Regions from separate parts of the Mus musculus genome. Here region 1 is linked to region 2. A link is a loop called in an ENCODE intact Hi-C map of the cell type or tissue named here. Cell type or tissue: left cerebral cortex. All regions are shown on one strand. Each heading gives the region's core, and the rest is flanking DNA. Links, peaks and the distances in the headings are about the cores only.

Region 1 (8,131 bases), core at 3,110-5,609, 54 kb after region 2:
AGTTGTGTACAAGGTTGGTTGTTTCTCTACAATGAAAAGAATATCTACAAGAGAGGAATTTCTCAAAGAAACCTGTCTTTACTGGTGTAATTATTCTCTCACACACACCCCAAAGCAAATTGACTACAATATACATTTCACTTACATATAACAATTGCCTCCTGTCCTACAGAGTATGTGTTCAAAGGTTGCTAGTGGCCACTTGTGCCTTGTCACAGGTCTGAAATCAGTGAAAACTTCCTACCATGGATTAAAACTAGGAGTCAAAAGAAAATTTTCTCCCTCTCATTTTTAAATGTAATTTGTTTTTTACACACACACACATATATCTATATATATCTATCTCCTGCTCATCCCCCCAGCCACCCTTCCCACAATCCTCCCTCCCCTTCCCTTCTGAGTGGGTTGGGGTCCTTTGGGTATCATCCCACCCTGGCACTTAGAAAAAGTTGATTTTTCTTTAAGTCATTTGTCAAATTGATGAGACGCTGACTGATGTAATAGCTTATTCCACTTAACATAATGTCCTCCGTTCCATGCAGATGCTAAATCCTCATTCTTGCTACAAAACACTCTGTGGTGATTATGCACATTCTCTTTATGCGTTGCTCCAATTTCTGTATTCCCCCGACATGTGCCCCTTTCAATTTCATGCTCTCTCTATTTTTTAAGAACTCAAATGAGTCCAACTAATACTGGATTATATACATATGGCTTTGGGGACACCCCTAAAGAAAACTGATCTTCTTCCTCCAGAAGCCATCGGCTGGCTGTCAGTACCTACTGTGCTAGGGGTAGAGGCTTCCTTGCCTTCCGCATCCATGCCAGGATGCTGCCTGACTCGATTGTGTGCAGATATTGTTTAGGCAACTGCTGCTGCCCTGTGTGTCCACTGTACATAGAACATGCACGCCACAATGTGCACTGAGAGGTGAAAGGTCAACATCATGGGATTAATTTTCTCTATCCACCATTACATGAATTGGACAAAGCAACCATAGGTCATTAAGCTTGCTTGCATAGCAAGAACCTTTACCCACTGAGCCATTGTGCTGGTTTGATAGATTTCATTTGACCATGGTGAGGTGTGTGTGTGTGTGTGTGTGTGTGTGTGTGTGTGTGTGTGTGTGTACATAAATACATACATGCAAACATTGAAATATAAATGCTTTGAGACCAAGACCTACCCTGCACCTGGAGCTCACAATTTCCGCTAGGCTGTCTGGCCAGTGTGCCAGTGTGTCTTCACTCACACACCCCCAACTCCAACACTGGAGTTACAGGTCAGTGCCTGTGTGCCCAGCATTGGCAGAGGCCCCTAGCTTAGATACTCATGCTTGATAGCAAGCGCTTTCCCACTGAGTCATCTCCCCGGCCTATTATACTTTATATTTTATTGTGATTTGTCTATATTTGATAAACTGCTTGTTCAGATTAAAGTCCTTTCCTTATTTTATTGAACTTTCCAATTTTTGTATATTCATTAAGCCTTCTTTAAAGTCATCGTTTGGAATCATTTTTTCAAACAAGTCATCTGGATGTTTTCACTGCTTAGGCCTGTGGCAAGGCACAAGTGTTTTAGGGTCCATTGCTAGAAAGTTATTGTGTTCCATTGGAGGCATGGTTTATCCTTCTTTATCATGTTGTATATATGTTATTTGTGTATCAGGTCTGTTGACACTGTCAATTCATTAGAGGGCTGTTATAGCAAAAGGCTTTTTCTCCTAGCAGTATGTCCTATGATATCCGCTGTGTATGGTACATTGACTTATGTCTAACAAGGGCATGGTAGTACACTCAGTGAATATATTCTTCAGGTGTAATCTGTATTGGCAATGCCTATATGTATCTAAGTGGCCTCCACTGCAGGAGTATGCAGTATTGCGTGGCCTGCTAAGATGCTCCCGCCTTGGATGGGGTAGGTCACCAGTGGTCTCTGAATAATAAGTAAGCAGTGAGGCCAGGATCTCCATCACTTTCTGAAGGCTGCACAGAGGAAGAGTGGCACAGACAGGTTCAATACCAAACATTAGGCCACCTATTAGATTATTGTATGCATGCTGAGTGGAAGATCAGGCCACCCTGGGGGCCTTTGGCAGATACAGTGTTCCTGAGAGCAGGAACAAGATTTTTTTGGTGTTTGTCGGCCCCTTGCTCTGGACCTCACTAGTGGCTTAGGAGGAGGAAGACCCCTGCTGCTTATCCATGGCTGCAGACGTGCTTCTGCGAAGGTAGAGTTATGCTTGCTTCCCAGTACCTCACTGAGTCTAGCTCTCCTAACGCCATTTCTCAGCCACGTCCCTACTGGACTTCAGTAGTATCCCTGAAGCATTCTTGTAGAATAGCACTTTTTTTTTAGTCCTTTTCTGTTGAGGAAAGTGTGTCAAGAGCTCCCCTCGTTAGCTACCTTGCTGATATCACCTTTCTTTTAAGTTATTAATTTTTAGTGTGAAACCAACCTTGTATCTTGAAATAAATTCAGAATAAACATAAGTTGTTATTTTATCTTTTTCATCACTAGCTACATTTGATTTGCTAATATTTTGTCTAGTATATTTTTAAATTCTTTTTAAAAGGTATAAAAAGTATTAATCTATGATTTGTTGTTTGGTTGGTGTTGACTCTAGAAACCTTTGTCAAATTTTAAGGTATTGATTGCTGTATGGGCCTCATGAAACAAATTGATGCTTTCTCTTCACCTCCCTTTCTCTGCCCCCCTTCCTCCACCTCCCTTCCTCTGCCCCACTTCCTTACCCCTCCTTCCCCTTTCCACCCTCCCTTCTTTCTACATGGTGGTAGACTTGTACAAGATTGTTCTTTCCTATTTAATTAAATGTTCGAGAAAATTCACTGATCAAGCCATCTAAGTCTGGATATTTCCTAATGAGAATGTTTTTTTTTTTTATTGTATTTGCTGATCCTGTGAACATTTTAAATTCATTTTATGGCATAAGCTCTTGAAAATTTTCAAAGATTAAGACCTATGTTAACTTTGTCTTATAATAACAGAAGTATAATAAATAGCCAGCTTATATAGAGAAAGGTTTGTTTGGGTTATAGCCCAGGAGCTTCCCGTTGGCCCTGTTGCTGTTAGCAGGCAGCTTACTGTGTTTTACTTTTGTCCTAGAAGTGTGGTAAACAGCTCATCTCATGGCAGGAGCATGGGAAACAGAACAGGCCGGGATTCCACTGTCCTTCTCAAGAGCCTGTGCACAGCAAATATCTCTCACGAGGCCTCACTGAAAGTTTCTTTCCCTTCCTAACACCTCCTAGACATGAAGCCCTACGGCTTGAAACACTTAGACTCTAAAGTTTAGAAGCTATTAAAATCCAAATTTTACTAATCAGATTAAAGTCATCCTTACCCCTCTTGTCCTTATTGGGGATTCTGTGTTTTGATACTTTTGTGTAGGTTTATGCTTGACAATGAATATTTACCTGTGTGACTTGGGGCTTTTACTTAAAAATAACTAAATCTTAATTTCTGCACCTGAGTAGACTCTCTAAGCAAAACATATGTACTGATATTCCAATAGTCTCTAGCATGTTTACATATATTAAATGTTAAGCTTATTAGCATTGTAGTTGTTTTCATTAGATTTAAAGAAACCATAGGATTCATGTGACTGTTGAGATCCTATTCTACCTTAAAGCAAAGAAGCAGAAACTCTTCTGACTAGTCAATATGTATATATCTGTATATACCTATGTGTTTATGTATGCATGTGTCTGGGTTTTTTTATTTATATGAAGAGACTCCATACCCACAGCAATTATTATAAAGGAAAACATTTAATTGGGGCTGGCTTACACTTCAAGGGTTAAGTCCATTATCATCATGGCAGGCAGCATGCAGGCAGACATGGTGCTGGAGAAGTAGTTGAGAGTTCTATATCTGGATCCTCAGGCAGTAGGAAGTGACAATGACACACTAGCCAGGCTTGAGCTTCTGTGACCTCCCCTAGTGACACGCCTTCTCCAACAGGTAAGGCCATACCTCCTAATAGAGCCACTCCCTAGGGGTCTATGGGGACCATTTTCATTCAAACCATCACAGTATGTATGTATGTATGTATGTATGCATGCATGCATGCATGTGTGATATATGTGTATATACATATATTATGCATGTGTATATCTATATTTTATATTATATATGCATATGCGTATATCATGTACATGTGCATATGAGTGCATTGTATTATATGTGTGTATATATAATATATATGAATGTATGTGCATGTATTGGGTACATACATGTATATAAGTGTATATTATATGTATGTATGTATGTATACACATGTGTATAGACACATATAGCTACTGAAGCTCATTTTTTTGTACAAAAGTTCAATAATCTGTCTGGGTAAATTGTACTTTTGTTTTAGAGATAGTCCTTGCAGGGTGTTTCATCTGGAGCAGATTAGAAGCAACAAGATTGCCTGATGTCTATACTTTAGCAAAACAAACAGGAAAATGATTTCCATTGGTGTGCATGTTCGAATAGGGAGTCCTCAAGATCTCTTTTTTTCTTATGGAAATTGGGGCACAGGGTAAGAAAATGAAAGCAACTGCTTGATGTAAAGGGAATCTGTTGATGACAGAAAGGGACATTTGGTTTCCTTTTCAGTTAACAATAAACTGTGAAAATCAAACAACCTCAGTTTGTTCCCCAGCCTGTGAGTTGGAGGACAGGATTTCTTCTCTTACACACTACAGTAACCATGAAAACTTCCAGAGAAATGCTGAATTGAAACCAAGCCTTAATGGGGAAAATAAGATTAACTGTCTAAAATAAGAGCTCTAATACAGACTTTTATATTTATTAAAATGCAACTGCAAACCAGCATTGCACTGAGATTTTGCTGGTAATTATCCATAGTAGAGCTGGGACAGAGACAGAGAGGGCAGAAGAGAAAGGAAGGCAGAGAGCAGAACAGAGGGTCCATTGTTGTCCTTGGGAAGTAGTGATTCTCGCCTTGGGCCCTGCTCCTGCTTTGAAGAAGCAAGCGCTTCAGTAGAGCCTGTGAGCTTCAGTAGAGCCTGTGAGCCTGTTGGCTCTTCTGTGTGGGGCGTGGCTTTCCCACACACCTACAAGAATACATCCCAGCACACAGAAGGATCCTGCTTTGGCTTCTGTGCAATGAGTTTTGTTTTGTTTTGTTTTGTTTTGTTTTAGCACTGTGTCTGTCTGTGAGTAAGGAAGCCCAGACTGGATTTAAGATGGAAGGGAGGGTCTAACGTTTTACAAGTTATATGTTAATGAAATTTACATGTAGATATACAGCCAGCCCTTACTCATCATGGTCTAATCTTTGCCTCCTTTCCCCGACAGTTCCAGAGAAACCTCCCCCAACCCCCACAAAAAGAAAAAGAAGTTAAACTAAATCTACATGTGCAAAAGATATCAGTCAGGTGTTGTTCTGAAGTGCAACTCAGAGAACCATGTTGCCACCACAGTCACCTAACAGCTGCAGCCAGATCGCATCCATTTTGATTGTGTGCTGTACTGTGAATCACCAGCGATAGATACTTCTCAACAATTCTCCACGTTGTGAAAGGGGCCGATTCAGAATATAATTCAGTGCCCGAGAATTTAGAGTGAGGAAAGGAATTATGCTTACAATGCCTTTGTTATTTACCCCCTCACAAATGATAGAATTATGAGGTTTTTGTATGAGAAGATTTTGAAAAATAACAAGCTGAAGTCCTAGGAATAAAAACAGATGATCGCCCCCAGCATGCTGGAGACCTAGGGTTCAGTCATGAACACTGCCAAGAGAAGGTGAGCCTAAGAAAGTGGTATGCTGGCTCATTTTCCATCTCCGGCCCATTGAGAGAAAACATTTGCAAAAATAGGTGAAACAGGATCTTCCACAGACTGAATAAATGCTTAAAGGAACCCAAGAATGTGCTTCGGAGCACTTGTGGATAGGTGGCCAGTAGACTTCAGGGGCACACACTCCTCAGTGAATATGTAACAGAAAGAGGTCTCAGTTTAACTTTATATACTCTTGGCAGTTTCTTTTGTCACATAGAAAATTATGATATGACATATGAAAATCCATAGATGTGGAAGTACATTTTCCAGACAGAATGAACACTGGAAACTAACTAAGAGTTTTCTTCACTATAAAAAGTGTATACGTTGCCTGGTGGTTGGCAACACATGCCCTTAATCCCAGCACTCAGGAAGCAAAGGCAGGCAGATCTTTGAGTTTGTGGCCAGTCTTGTGTACAGAGGGAGTTCCAGGATAGCCAGAGCTACACAGGAAAACCCTTTCTCAAAATAAAAACAAAACAAAACAAAACAAAACCGTGTATATGTAATGGTCTGCTCTGCAACCAAACCTCCTCCGAGCCACAGTGGCTGACACTAACAGTAGCGCATCATCCTTGGGCCAGGTAACTAATGTATGGTCAGCTGCAGCTTAATTCCAGTGAGACCTCGCACTTCTCAGTCCCAAGCTCCAGCTGAGAAACTTCTGAGTAAGGCAGCCTCCTTACTTTGGCTGATAGGACATGGACACTGTTTTAGATGGATACCTCTCCCAACTTCTATACAGTCCACCATTGCACTGAAAAGAACCACTCAGCCTAGACCAGCATCAGTGGATGAGGGAAGGAGATGTCTCCAGTTGGCAGCCAGCCAGTCTCATAGAACGCCATGGCAGTGATTCTCAACCTGTGGGTCCTGACCCTCTGGCAGGGTTGGAGCGGAGGGGCAGAATGGCCTTTCACAGAGGTTGTATATCAGATATCTTGCACATCCAATGTTGTGTTACAATTCCTTACAGTAGCAATGAATTTATTTTATGGTTGGAGATCACCACAATATGAGGAACTAGATTAAAGCCATCTCAGCATTAGGAAGGTTGAGAACCACTTCTCTATAGGGAAGGGAGAAATGGATCAGAAGGGATGACAGCGACTACTTATCTCTCCAAATCTTTGCATTTTAAATATGTAAAATTGCATTAAAGTGGCTGTAACTTAATGTATCCTCCACCACTGTTGGAATTGCTAGCATTGTTGAATAGCTCCTTTTAATGTTACTTATTACTAGAACGCAGGTAGGCTTCAAGTTCTTACATATCATTAAACCCATCACTTCTCCATTCTTACCACAAAAACCTGTGTAAAGCTTTCAGCCATCTCAGCTGACGGGTCTCAAATGTATGCCTCCCCCTTTTATACTCATGTTTTCAAAATGTTAGTTATAGTTAAAGTCACCTCCCACCATAACTATGTTAAAACCTGTTCAGAAGCTTCTTGGACAACTATGAGATTTTTTTCCTCCCTTTTTCTTCTGATAATTAATATGATAAAATGTTCTAGGAAGCTTAGCAAATTTTAAAGCATGAAAATTAAATTGTTCTATATTCAAATTCATGCTTTAATGTAAAGCACAACATATATGCTACTAACTTTAAATATCTAGTCTTTTGAGACGTATTTTCTATTGTCTGTATGCTATTAAGCATACAATTTTGCTAGTCATTAACAGGACAAGAGCTGAACATTTGATATATGTTAATGTTTATAATGTAAAATACAGAGTTTTAAGTCTCAAAATAAAACTAGCCTCTTTCCTGACTTGGGTGTTGAGCATCTGACGTTACCTATGTGTTCCGCTATATATCTTCCCTCCCCTGCCCTGGTGCCTCCCATCCTCCAGTCTATGGTCTGTCCTTAGCTGGTTCCTGCCTTTCTGGGAATTCTTACCTGTGTCTATCTCTGAACAGTATATTGCTGAGTTCTTGGTTTTAAGGCTTATAAAAATACCTTCATACTGAGTGCATTATTTTTAATAGTAGAATAAATGATACAATATTAGCAATATATTTTATGGTGTTTTACTTTAACTAAAAATGTTTGCATAAATCTATGTGTTTCCAGTTTAGGGTGGGTATATTTTCCAGAGTTAAACTGTTGGATTAAAAGATAAGAATATTTTAAATGCTTGTCTGCTTCTTTTAAAAATCAGTATTCAAGAAACGTGTCCGTGAAGATTTTAATAAAATACATATTTGGATTTTTCTGGCAACTAATTCTAAATCATAGCTAACTTTGTATTTTAATTCCCTATAAAAACTTAGAGAAATCTAACAAGTCTAACCCCAAATTCCTT
Region 2 (8,131 bases), core at 3,796-6,295:
GCTGTCAGTTGTCGGCAGCTCTTACAGATAAATAAGGACATGTGGAAACATCTCTGCTTATTAAAGTTAAATGATATTTCTATGTTCTTTTCTATTTTCCCTCTGTGGGAAACCATAATGTGGTGAAGAATTTAATTTTCTCTCTTTTTATTGTTTATGTGCCAGAATTATTGGGAATAGTTTATACTTTAGTCCTTCCTTAGTTCTTTCCTCTGTCCTTCCTTCCCTCCCTCCTTCCCTCCCTCCCTCTTTTTTCTTTCTCCTTCCTTCCTTTCTTCATTTCTTTCTTTTTTTCCTTTCTTCACATTTTCAATGGAAAACTAATTCTTTACCTGCTTGCAAACCAGACCAAGTCTGGGAAGGAAATGGCTGGATTCTGGAAAAAGTATAACTTCCCGCCAAGTCAAAATACATACAGTATAGAAAGTCATCTACGAAGCAGTATTTGACTATTTCCTACTGTGCTGCATAACCTTCCGAGATGTCAGAACACCTCATGCAGGCAGCATGCTCTGAGGGAACGCCCACCCCTGCTATCCCAGAGCCTTTCAAGAGTCATTTAAAACCCATGAAACGCTTGTTGTTTGTATGAATATTTGTGACTCTTATTTTATTTCTAAAAAGCTTCATCTTCATCTTGTAAGGCTCTCAACTTCCATGTGTGGTCATTAAATATGGTCATGTCTGGGGGTAATCACTGTTGTAGGATAGCTAAGAAAATTAAAAGCTAATTTGACAGGGGGTAGAAGCAAACTAAATCTCTCCATTTGTCTCTACTAATAGCCACTAGCTCATGACTTACAAAGCAAGGCTATTTAAAAAGCGGTTCTAAGGTTGTGGATACAGCTCAGTGGGTAAACATTGTGCTGCAGGTGTGTAGACTTAAGTTCAATTCCCCAGAACCTATATAAACAGGAGGACTATAGTGTGGGTTTACAGTTCTACAGAAATATAGAAGGCAGAGATGGGAGAATCCCCTAGACCAGTGGTTCTCGAAAGGCTATAACCCTTTAATACAGTTCCTCATATTGTAGTGACCACAGCCATGTAATTGTTCTCATTGCTACTTCATATCTGTAATTTTGCTACTGTTATGAATCATAATACAAATATCTGATATGAAGGATATCCTATATGTGACCCCACACACACCCAAGAGGGGTCTTGTGACCCACAAGGTTGAGAACTGCTGCCTTAGAAGTTTACAGAACTAAAACAAGTCAATGGCCTTTCTGTACACAAAGGATAAACAGGCTGAGAAAGAAATTAGGGAAACAACACCCTTCTCAATAGTCACAAATAATACAAAATACCTTGGTGTGACTCTAACTAAGGAAGTGAAAGATCTGTATGATAAGAACTTCAAGTCTCTGAAGAAAGAAATTAAAGAAGATCTCAGAAGATAGAAAGATCTCCCATGCTCGTGGATTGGCAGGATCAATATAGTAAAAATGGTTATCTTGCCAAAAGCAATCTACAGATTCAATGCAATCCCCATCAAAATTCCAACTCAATTCTTCAACGAATTAGAAAGGGCAATCTGCAAATTCATCTGGAATAACAAAAAACCTAGGATAGCAAAAACTCTTCTCAAGGATAAAAGAACCTCTGGTGGAATCACCATGCCTGACCTAAAGCTGTACTACAGAGCAATTGTGATAAAAATGGCATGGTACTGGTATAGCGACAGACAAGTAGACAAATGGAATAGAATTGAAGACCCAGAAATGAACCCACAAACCTATGGTCACCTGATCTTTGACAAGGGAGCAAAAACCATCCAGTGGGGAAAGGACAGCATTTTCAACAAATGGTGCTGGCACAATTGGTGGTTATCATGTAGAAGAATGTGAATTGATCCATTTCTATCTCTTTGTACTAAGGTCAAATCTAAGTGGATTAAAGAACTCCACATAAAACCAGAGACACTGAAACTTATAGAGGAGAAATTGGGGAAAAGCCTCGAAGATATGGGTACAGGGGAAAATTCCTGAATAGAACAGCAATGGCTTGTGCTGTAAGATCGAGAATTGACAAATGGGACCTCATAAAATTGCAAAGCTTCTGTAAGGAAAAAGACACCATCAATAAGACAAAAAAAGCCACCAACAGATTGAGAAAGGATCTTTACCTATCCTAAATCAGATAGGGGGCTAATATCATATATATATATATATATATATATATATATATATACACACACACACAGATAGGGGGCTAATATCATTCATATATATATATATACACGCACACACACACACACACACACACACACACACACACACATCAAGAAGGTGGATTCCAGAAAATCAAATAACCCCATTAAAAAATGGGGCTCAGAGCTAAACAAAGAATTCTCACCTGAGGAATACCGAATGGCTGAGAAGCACCTGAAAAAAATGTTCAACATCCTTAATCATCAGAGAAATGCAAATCAAAACAACCCTGAGATTCCACCTCACACCAGACAGAATGGCTAAGATCAAAAATTCAGGTGACAGCAGATGCTGGCAAGGATGTGGAGCAAGAGGAACACTCCTCCATTGTTGGTGGGATTGCAAGCTTGTACAACCACTCTGGAAATCAGTCTGGTGGTTCCTCAGAAAATTGGACATAGTATTACTGGAGGATCCAGCAATACCTCTCCTGGGCATATATCCAGAAGATGTTCCAACCTGTAAGAAGGACACACGCTCCACTATGTTCATAGCAGCCTTATTTATAATAGCCAGAAGCTAGAAAGAACCCAGATGCCCCTCAACAGAGAAATGGATACAGAAAATGTGGTACATTTACACAATGGAGTACTAGTCAGCTATTAAAAAGAATGAATTTATGAAATTCCTAGGCAAATGGATGGACCTGGAGGGCATCATCCTGAGTGAGGTAACACAATCACAAAAGAACTCACACAATATGTACTCACTGATAAGTGGATATTAGCCCAGAAACTTAGAATACCCAAGATACAATTTGCTAAACACATGAAACTCAAGAAGAACGAAGACCAAAGTGTGGACACTTTGCCCCTTCTTAGAATTGGGAACAAAACTCCCATGGAAGGAGTTACAGAGACACAGTTTGGAGCTGAGACAAAAGGATGGACCATCTAGAGACTGCCATACCCAGGGATCCATCCCATAATCAGCTTCCAAACGCTGACACCATTGCATACACTAGCAAGATTTTGCTGAAAGGACCCAGATATAGCTGTCTCTTGTGAGACTATGCCAGGGCCTAGCAAACACAGAAGTGGATGCTCACAGTCAGATATTGGATGTATCACAGGGCCCCCAATGGAGTAGCTATTGAAAGTACCCAAAGGAGCTAAAGGGATCTACAACCCTGTAGGTGGAACAACAATATGAACTAACCAGTACCCTGGATCTCTTGACTCTAGCTGCATATGTATCAAAAGATGGCCTAGTTGGCCATCAGTGGAAAGAGAGGCCCTTTGGACTTGCAAACTTTATCTGCCTCAGTACAGGGGAATGTCAGGGCCAAAAAGTGGGAATGGGTGGGTGGGGGAGTGGGCGGGGGACTTTTAGGATAGCATTGGAAATGTAAATGAAATAAATACCTAATTAAAACAAAAGAAATTTAAAAAAAGTTTACAGAAAAGCTGTCTGTCTCAAAGTAGTAGTTGAGGACTGATATAGAAGGTTGTCCTCTGACCTCCACCTGTGAGGCGTGCAATTACCCAGTTATCCTTGGATTTCTCATCTCCATTTTATTTTCTACATAAATCAGTAGTTTTATGTGTGTCTTTTATTTGATGAATAGCAATGTTTTTCATTTGGATACCTTTATTAGCATTAGAAACAAGGCTGATTAGAAAGAAAAACTCTTCCTTTTATCACAAGGATTTTTACAAATATGATTCAGATTTTAATTATGTCAAAAATATGATCCTGCTACATTATTTAGGGTGTGATATAAGCTGTTGATGACCCCTTAACAGGCACAGGGTTAATCAGACAAATGTTACACCTCTTGCTTCTGAGTTATCTTAAGAAGTAGCTAGGCAACTTCTCTTCGCTTCACTTCTTATCTTTAACTACAAGAAAGATTGCCTGATGCAGTACTTTATTGTAAGGATAAGTCACATCCCTGGTCAGTTATGTCTCCATGTGTTTTCTAGGTCAATACGTGCTGACATAATAGCAGAAATGTTCTTATCTAAATGTAAGTGCTACAATGCAGCACTTCCTTTCCAGATACTATATTTTGTGGGATTTCATTAGTACTCAAGAATTTAAATCTGCATGGGCTCGGAACAGATTGAGGCCAATGTGTGTGTGGTATAAATCTTTTCCCAAGCTGCCCTCTTCCAAGCAACCGCTTTCCTAATGGAGTGAGATAAGATCATTGTAAGACTTTAAGTCTTATTTAGAATATACTCGTAAGTCTAGCACTATCTAATAAGCAATTAAGTTAAGAAATAGACTAGCAGTCTTGCGGGTGGAATTTCTGAGGTAATGTGAACCTAAGGACAGCGAGTTTCACCACAACTTCCCACTTTGAGAAAATAAAACAAGAATCACTGAGCAAGCATAACCTCCAACACTCTGTTCTGCTTCGTTTCAGTCCTTTGAATTGCTACCTCGATGACCAGATGTCTGTTCATTCAGCAGCCCTGAGCAGAATACCAGATCCTGTGCTCCTCTTGGCTGTACTCAGCATGCAGCGCTAAATAGCTGGGGACCCTACGCCTTTAAGGCGCGCGGGAGAGGCGGAAGAGGTGGGGGACGATGCGCCACGCCCATAGGGCGGAGCTACCCCCTAGGCCAGGGACCAGCATGGCGTGACGTCACGTAAGAATCCAGCTTTGATTGGTGAAAATTTAGAGAGGCCGGCTGGGAGCGAAGGAGGCGGGTCTGGTTGCCGTGGTGACCGGCTGCCCTGCGGTTGCCTGGTAACGGTGGGGACTGTGCGGTCTGTGGGGTGCGGGCGGCGAAGGCTGCAGAGATCCTGGCCGGAGCCCAGCCGGGCGCTGGGGGTCTGAGCAGGGATGGCCGCCGCGGCCGCGGTGATCCCGCCGTCGGGCTTGGACGATGGGGTGTCTCGGGCTCGCGGGGAAGGCGCAGGGGAGGCTGTGGTGGAGCGCGGGCCAGGAGCGGCCTACCACATGTTCGTGGTGATGGAAGACTTAGTGGAGAAGCTGAAGCTGCTCCGCTACGAGGAGGAGCTACTCCGAAAGAGCAATCTGAAGCCCCCGTCCAGGTGCGTGCCTTGCCCCCAGCGCCGGGTGCTGGCTGGACCCCAGGGGGACGCTCCCCCTTAGGTGAGGCGAAGACCCCGCGCGGGGGTCCTTACATCCCTTCCTCTGGCTTCTGTGCTCAGGAAGGAAACTTCCGCACTGTGGAAGGTGTAGTTTTTCAGACTTGATCATTTTGTGGAGAAAGTAAACAAGTTTTGTAATGGCAGGGAGGACTGGGGAAGACAGTCTGCCCATTTTTCAAAACAGTCACGCACCGTCTACCAAACACAAATCTTGTTTTAAATATAATAAAATACCCAAAGTAGAAAGGGTAGAAAAACCTATCTCTAGCGATGAGCGCCCTTATCATTTAGATCTCTTTCTAGTTTATGTTTTCCTTTGCTAGACTTTGTAAACTAACAACTGTGAATACTTAGGACATTTCTGAGCAGCACTTGTTATGTAGTAAGTAAACTTGTGGGCTAATTACTATGGTTCAAACGACTTAGTGCTTTTGCAACAATACTCTTAGAAAATGGGAAGTGGAGAAGGCAAATGAAATAAGTGTTTGGAATGGCCCTCAATATAGGACCTAAAGTTCCCGCTTGCGGTAGTGGGGAAAGTTTGGAATATCCCCAAGGCAGAGCCTATAGTTGTCAAGAGTGATAGACAAAAGTCCCTCCTGTAATCATGGTAGCTTAGTGATAACTGTGTTCTATTGCTTTTTTTTCCCTCTAAATCCCGTGTTTGTTTTATTCTGTAAGAAGAAATTAAAGAGTTATTTATCGTACTTTCTTTTCCATCAATGGGACACATATCATTTCTCTTGGCAGTTTTAAGCTCTTACCCTCTTCCAGACAGGTCTGGAAGAATTCTTGTATAAAATCTGCCCACAATGCCAAGTTAGTCTGTAAAAGGAGAAAAATTAGAGAAGAAAGATCATCTTGATCCTGATCCATAATAGAAGTTTCTAGATTGGGATTATTATTTAAAATAAATTGGTCATAGTAATATAGATGGCCAACATTTTTGGTGGGGATAAAAGTGTTAAGTTTTTCAAATTTATCTGTCAAACAAAGGGAAAGTGGACTTACTATTAATAGTAATATTATTAACGAGCTCTTATTAATGCCTTGCTGTACTGAAACTCAAAGCTTGAGCAAGACACTTTGTACCACGGATTTGTGTGGAGATATTCTAGCCAGTAGGTCAAGGTGTCACCATCAGACTAGCACGTCCACATCACCTGGGGATGTAGGAAGAAGTTGTCAGGCTCTTGTCCAGGTCTGCCTTTTCAGAAGGTCTGGAGATAAAACATCTGTAGGTGATTCTGATATACCTTCATGCTGCCGAATCCCCATCACAGGCCCACAGTATCTGTCAGTGTCCCTTCCTCTGGCCTCAAGGAGTGATAATAAGGAATAAACAGTTATTGGTGGGTAAATTCCTTGTAAACCTGTACCTGAACATTTATACTTTCTGGATGGAAAAAGTTTAGAAAATAGAAGTATAGATCACTGATTCTTATGTAATTGGTTTTATACATACACACACATTTAAAAACATAAGTCATTAGTCTCTTTAAATTCATATTATATATATGTGTATATATATATGTATGTAATAGTGATAGCAACATAGAGAAAACAAAGCAGATCTCTGATTCACCTTTTGGATGATGCTAGTTGTACCTTTTATGTCCTCCTTAGCTCTGTACAAATCTACCCTCATGGGAACATATCTAGTACAGTAATGGAATTAGCAAAGTGCAGCAGTGGTGACGTGTGGGGACCTCATGGAGGTTCTTGTTCCTTTCTGAAACCCTGCACCATCTAAGTTGGGAACCTCTGAAATGTACCTGTGTAGGGTTCCATTCCCATAAGTTATGGTTGTGCAGGACTGAGGGAAGACGCTCCTGGCAGCACTTTAAGGAGTTGATTGGAATATGTAGCTAAGATGTTTGGCATAGCTGGTAGGCTACAACCAGTAAAAACATGCTAAGTTATTAGTCTCTTTAAATCCACAGTTGCCACTTGGGGGGCGGAGGAACTTACTCATGACCAGTTAATTGATTTTGACCAAACCTTCATGCCATTCTCAAAAATTACTACCTTCCATTCCCTGGTTGTAGGGGGTTTTGGTCAAATATTTTGTGTGCTGTAGGGATTGTCCCTTGATACTAGCTCGAAACGTTCTGAGTGCCGTGAATCACTAGATCGTTCAAGAGTATTAATGAAGGATGCTTGAGGGACAATTAGCAACTTTGGACTTACTCACTGTTGACTTGCTTTAGCTTACACATCCAATCCTCCCTTCCTTTGAAACAGACACTACTTTGCTCTGCCTACCAACCCAGGCGAGCAGTTCTACATGTTTTGCACTCTTGCTGCGTGGCTGATCAACAAAACTGGCCGTGCCTTTGAGCAGCCTCAAGAATACGACGATCCCAATGCAACTATATCTAATATACTCTCTGAGCTTCGCTCTTTTGTAAGTGAGATACTCTCTTCTCCGTATTCTCAGACTGTGGATTTCAATAGTAACAGTTCAGTAACAGGTACTAGCCTTTCAGATGACTCTTTTGGAAGAGTAGACAGACAGACTGATAATTGACTGATATGAGTGATTTTTAAATTTATTTTAAAGTAAGACCTTCCCAGAATGGTTGATACTTTATGTAACATGATTTCCACTTCTAAAAATGTTACTATAGACTCTCTTTAGGCCAGATTAATAATATTTTTTTTTTAAGTTTTGTAAGCCTCAAAAGTAAATTCTTAGGTAGCTGCTTAGCTCTTCCCCTCCCGGGATGATGCAGAGTATAAAGCAAACAACATACTTTGAAAGGGTTTTGGATTTGTTAGATTTCTCACTTGTACTTTTGTTTCTGAATGTTCCTGGAGAAAGGCAAGAAGGCATTTTTGACACAGG

What was found. A loop is a pair of places that touch in the nucleus more often than their neighbours do. Peaks named below come from ENCODE experiments on the same cell type or tissue, not always from the same donor. Only the 100,000 strongest peaks of a DNase experiment are listed, where the experiment ranks them.
Region 1: it touches region 2 in a loop (2.1-fold over the local background); 2 of 42 quality-filtered maps call a loop at or near these places.

The regions. Positions count from the first base shown.
Region 1 is chr16:49,748,536-49,756,666 of GRCm38, forward strand. All of the region lies in intron 6 of Ift57 (intraflagellar transport 57), which reads left to right. Among named protein-coding and RNA genes, the nearest start is that of Gm52251, 16 kb to the left of the region's middle. In left cerebral cortex, for the core only: no CTCF peak of the experiment used is centred there; DNase peaks (open chromatin) are centred at 4,663 and 5,059; H3K27ac peaks cover 457 bases.
Region 2 is chr16:49,694,327-49,702,457 of GRCm38, forward strand. Ift57 (intraflagellar transport 57) reads left to right here and starts at 4,968. Exons shown (of 11, transcript NM_028680.3): 1 at 4,968-5,223; 2 at 7,528-7,690. The coding sequence starts at 5,012. In left cerebral cortex, for the core only: no CTCF peak of the experiment used is centred there; DNase peaks (open chromatin) are centred at 4,334 and 4,813; H3K4me3 peaks cover 2,126 bases; H3K27ac peaks cover 1,128 bases.